2 separate regions of the Homo sapiens genome follow, and region 2 is linked to region 1. Evidence: chromatin contacts called from ENCODE POLR2A ChIA-PET data. All regions are on one chromosome and are shown on one strand. The core of a region is the stretch at or near the end of the contact, and the rest is flanking DNA. Distances in the headings are between cores, read along the strand shown. Region 1 has its middle 6.4 kb from the start of RBM5. Region 2 overlaps SEMA3F-AS1 (SEMA3F antisense RNA 1).

Region 1 (2,565 bases), core at 32-2,531:
AGGCCGCAGGGTCCTCTGCCTAGGAAAACCAGAGACCTTTGTTCACTTGTTTATCTGCTGACCTTCCCTCCACTAATTGTCCTGTGACCCTGCCAAATCCCCCTCTGCGAGAAACACCCAAGAATGATCAATTAAAAAAAAAAAAAAAAAAAAAAAGATTGTCTTTTCTAGTTTCTGAATGTGAAAAAAAAAGTTCCCCTCTTTAATGAAATCATGATCATGTTTTTTTAAAAAAATCTCCTACCACTTGGCAAAAGAAGAGACTGGTTCACATGTTTTGGTTCCAGGCTGGGATCTATTGCTCTAGAAGATAAAGAAGAAAAAATTGTATGAAAGAATTCTTGCCTATACCAAGAAACCAAATGACTTCTTTTGTCAAAGATGGGCTTTGATGAACTAAGGAAGAGATATAATCAAAATTCAATCCGACAAGTATTTTCTATAAATCTATGAGCTCAGCATTATTTATTCATTTATTGAGTACCTGTGCCATTATCATTAGGCCCTGTGCCAGGCCCTAGGGATAAAGTAGTGAAGAAAATTACTGAAGATCTCTGCTCCGGCATCAAAAGCCTCAGGGAACTTCCCAGGGACATCACAGGGTGACAGTTTTCACCCCCATTCTTACTTTAATCAGTACCCAAGTGTTGTGCTGAAACCCTATTAACGTCAACAAGGGAAGGAACCAGGTTCAAGAGGCTGAAGAAGAGACCTAGAGCCAGCAAATGAAATGTGAGGTTTTATTACTTTAAATGACAAAAACCGTGAATACTTTATCTCCAACCTTATATTAGGGGCTTACATACAGAGAAAAGAGCCCAGTGGCAGTGGGCTGGAAAGGAGAACCACCTTACGTACAGAAATGGTCCAGTGGTGGCCAGACGTGGTGGCTCACACCCGTAATCCCAGCACTTTGGGAGGCCGAGGCAGGTGGATCACGACGTCAGGAGTTCAAGACTAGCCTGGCCAAGATGGTGAAACCCCGTCTCTATTAAAAATACAAAAGTTAGCTGGGTGCCGTGGCAGGTGCCTATAATCCCAGCTACTCGTGAGGCTGAGGCAGGAGAATCGCTTGAACCCGAGGGAAGGAGGTTGCAGCGAGCCAAGATCGCGCCACTGCACTTCAGCCTGGGCGACAGAGTGAGACTCTGTCTCAAAAAAAAAAAAAAAAAAGAAAGAAATGGTCCACTGGTGACGGCTGGATAACAGGAAAACATATCCGCATGGCCCAGTGCCAGTGGGCTGGGCAGGAAAACCGCAACCGCCTGCAAACATCATGCAGCGTATATAGCATATTCACTTAATAATACTCTCTCCATAATGACCTCCACCTAGCAAACTTCATTTGCCCCAAAACTCAGGGCCTCAATCTCCTGTATGTCCCGTGTTCCATGTGACAGACTAGGGGCTAAGATGTTTATTATAGGTAAGGAACTAAGCTCTAGTTGGTCACTCCCAGATTCCCTAGTTGGGAACACACATTCAGGTGCATCTGCCATACAGGGTTATTCTAAGAGTAGGCTTAAATTATTGCTCTCAGGCCTGGGCGTGGTGGCTCATGCCTGTAATCCCAGCACTTTGGGAGGCCGAGGTGGGCAGATCACTTGAGATCAGGAGTTCGAAACCAGCCTGGCTAACATGGTGAAACCCCGTCTCTACTAAAAATACAAAAATTAGCCAGGCATGGTGGTGCGTGACTGTAGTCCCAGCTACTCAGGAGGCTGAGCCACAAGAATTGCTTGAACCTGGGAGGCAGAGGTTGCAGTGAGCCGAGATGGCCCCACTGCACTCCAGCCTGGGTGACAGAGCAAGCAGAGCGAGACTGTCTCAAAAAAAAAAAAAGGCTGGGCACGGTGGCTCACGCCTGTAATCCCAGCACTTTGGGAGGCCGAGGTGGGTGGATCACGAGGTCAGGAGATTGAGACCATCCTGGCCAACACAGTGAAACCCCACCTCTACTAAAAAATAAAAAAAAAAAATTAGCCGGGCATGGTGGCAGGTGCCTGTAGTCCCAGCTACTGGGGAGGCTGAGGCAGGAGAATGGAGTGAACCCAGGAGGCGGAGCTTGCAGTGAGCAGAGATCGTGCCACTGCACTCCAGCCTGAGCGACAGAGCAAGACTCCGTTTCAAAAAGAAAAAAAAAAAAGCTATCAGGTGCTTTTTTTTTTTTTTTGAGATGGAGTTTTGCTCGTTGCCCAGGCTGGAGTGCAATGGTGCAATCTCGGCTCAAGGCGACCTCCACCTCCTGTGTTCAAGCGATTCTCCTGCCTCAGCTTCCCGAGTAGCTGGGATTACAGACATGCGCCACCATGCCTGGCAAATTTTGTATTTTTAGTGGAGATGGGGTTTCTCCATGTTGATCAGGCTGGTCTCGAACTCCCGACCTCCCGTGATCCACCGCTTGGGCCTCCCAAAGTGCTGGGGTTACAGGTGTGAGCCACCAAGCCCAGCTGGTACTGCTTTTAAAAGTATATTAAGGCTAGGCATGGTGGCTCAGGCCTGTAATGTCAGCACTTTAGGAGGCCCAGGCAGGCAGATCATTTGAGGTCAGGAGTTCAAGACCAG
Region 2 (2,565 bases), core at 26-2,525, 56 kb before region 1:
GAGGGCACGAGGCCATAGGCCAGGTCCCTCTCATACCTTCTGCCCTCCCCAGTTTCCCAGCATCCTCCTCTGCACTCCTGGCTGCCATCCAAGCACACCCATGGAGGGTCCTTGTACAGGGGCAGGGCCTGTCTGCTTCCAAGGGGGCAGGGTTTACTCCTCAGAGTCCCTGCCCTAGTGCCCTAATTCATAAGATACTGAGGCCCAGATACTGAGGGAGAAGGCTGTGCCCAAGGTACCAAGGAGCTGAGGGCTTCAGCCTCCCAGGGTCCTCACCAGCCTTTCTCCCAGGCCCCCATGAATGAGCACTCCTAGAAGGAGGAGTGGGCTCAGGGATGGTCCTGGGCCATCCCTAACCCTCCCCCAAGCCCTGCCTGGGGATTCCCTGCCCCGATGGGCTGCGGCTCCTCTAAGGGCTTCTCTGGGAACAGATCTGCTGAGCCAGTTTGGGGGATAGAGCGGTAGGGGTGCCGTCAGGGGGTCAGGTGGGTTGTAGGCAGGGGCTCCAATCTCCCCCAGGAGCTGTCTGTGCTCCAGGTGTTAGGCAGGGCTCTTGGCTACCCCGCCCCCACCAGGTGTGGGGCTTCCAGCAGCCCAGAGGCCCCTTTGTCCTTTATCGTCTCTGCCTCCTTGGTGGCAGCATACAGATAAGCATCCCATTTGGGGCTGAAATTCCAGCCTGGCTGCCCATTCTACCACCTGGGGGGCTTGGGGCTGCCAGTTACAGCTACACCCTCTGTCCTGCCGTGGGACCCACCCAAAGTGTCCAGTCCACCCAGCACCTCCAGCTGCACATTTTCCCCAGGACCCCTCCCCAGCCTTCGCACTGGGACCTGCACCTCTCACCCCCTTGGCCGTAGAGGTGCATGTCCCCCTGCCTGTCCGTGCACACAGGCACGTATCTCATTACCCCCGGCCCTCTTCTTGATGACAGTGAGCCACTTTGACGCCCCTTCCCCTCCCCCTATTCACACCCCACAGAGTTGGGGCTGGGAGGTTCGCCCAGGGGCCCCTGACCTACCAGTGAGAGGCTGACACAGAAGAGCTGACCCCTGTGTGATCCCAAGGACCCCAGGGTGACCCCCAAAGACACGCATCCCCGAGACTTCCTCAACCACCCCTCTCAGGGACTCTCCATCTCCATCTCCCAGCCCCGTCTCAGCCTCTCTTCTTCCCTGTCTCCCCCTCCCCCCTCATTAAGCCTCCTAAACCCGCCAGCTCCCTGAAGCAGGAAATTGCATTCTGCCAAGATTAAATGGGCTTGAACGCCCTGCCTCTGCCCGCAAGGGAGGGGAGCTGAAAGGAGCCAAGTTTGCTGGGGGTGGGGTCCCTGGGACACTGAACCCCAGGTTGGAGAGGGGACTCAGAAAGGTGGAGTACTTCAGGATGGGGTAGGGCTCCCTGAAGGGCAGAGGGGAGAAGACAGGGTCTGCAGGGAGGCAGGGAGCTGGGGATGTTGGCCCCTCCCCACTGCAGGGGGAATGAGGAGCCAGGAGGGGAAGTCACTCTGTGGGGGTGGGGGCAGATTCTGATTAAGTGGGGGAAAGGGGGAAAGGGTGGAAGGAAATGGTGATTGGGAGGTGAGAGAGGATGCCTGTCAGGTTGAGACCTGACTCACAGGAAATGGGAAATGAACTTTGAGGGGTGTACTCTCTCTCCAAGGGGTGCATTTTGGAGTGCCCAGAGGGAGGGGCTGGTACACTCTCACTCCCCACTGGCACAAGGTCTAAGAGGAAGGGTACAGTCAGAGACCCCTGTGTACCCTTGGGCCATTGAGGAGCTCACACACAGCTCTACAGGCAGCAGGACCCCACAACCCACCCCCTGCGCTGTCAGAAAGTCTCCATCAGGATACAGAGAGCACTGAAGTCAGGCAGGGAGAGAGGCATTGAGGTCAACACCTCCCAGCAGAGGCCCAGATCCCATTGTCCACAGCAGCCCCACACTCCATAGACTGGGGGGACAATCATCCCCACTTCTCAGCTGAGAGAGCTCTGAGACCTAGCCAGGCTTCCCTCCCTCCTCTCCCCATCACAGGGCCCCCTAACAAGGCCAATTCCAGATGTGAGGGGAGTGGGGAAAGAAGATATGCCAGCCCCTTCTTTCTCCAGGTGGGCGAGGGCAGGCACAGCTGGGCTGTGTGGGCCTCAGATGGGCGCCTGAGTCTAGGTCAGGCCTTCAGAGCCTGGTAAAGCCAAGGGGACTGGAGCCAGGGCTGGAGGAGCAGGAGGGAGCACAGCTGGTCCCAGGTGGTCAGGCATCATCCCTGAGAGCACCTGTCCTGGAGAGTCATGGCCAGGGGTGACGATGCTTATGGTGCACCCCTGGTGTGAGAGCCTGTCCTTGCCATAGGGGTGGGGGTGGGCACTGGGACACTGGGAAAGACAGCTCGGCTCAGCCGGTGTGGTGGTGGGGAATGCAGGGCCGTGGGAAGAGTCTCTGAAGGGAAGCAAAGGCCAGAAAAGGAGACAGGTTGTCTGGGGAAGGCCCAAGAGAACCTCAGCCTGGCTGAATGCGGGCAGGCAGTGGTCAGCCATGAGGCTGGGGGCTCAGAGGTCCATGTGG

What was found. ChIA-PET counts read pairs that join two places held with the same protein, here RNA polymerase II (POLR2A).
Region 2: POLR2A ChIA-PET joins it to region 1 with 12 read pairs in IMR-90. The contact joins two enhancer-like sites. POLR2A ChIA-PET finds 5 or more read pairs at or near these places in 11 of 52 experiments (CD4-positive, alpha-beta memory T cell, GM12878, H1 and 7 more).

Annotation. Positions count from the first base shown.
Region 1 is chr3:50,081,232-50,083,796 of GRCh38, reverse strand. No RefSeq gene overlaps it. Among named protein-coding and RNA genes, the nearest start is that of RBM5, 6.4 kb to the left of the region's middle. RefSeq lists enhancers at 1-234, 1,072-1,572. Within about 2 kb of position 1,281, at least 2 of the 41 ENCODE cell types and tissues checked have a DNase peak (open chromatin) inside an H3K27ac peak, as active enhancers do.
Region 2 is chr3:50,137,448-50,140,012 of GRCh38, reverse strand. All of the region lies in intron 1 of SEMA3F-AS1 (SEMA3F antisense RNA 1), which reads left to right. Among named protein-coding and RNA genes, the nearest start is that of SEMA3F, 17 kb to the left of the region's middle. Within about 2 kb of position 1,275, at least 3 of the 41 ENCODE cell types and tissues checked have a DNase peak (open chromatin) inside an H3K27ac peak, as active enhancers do.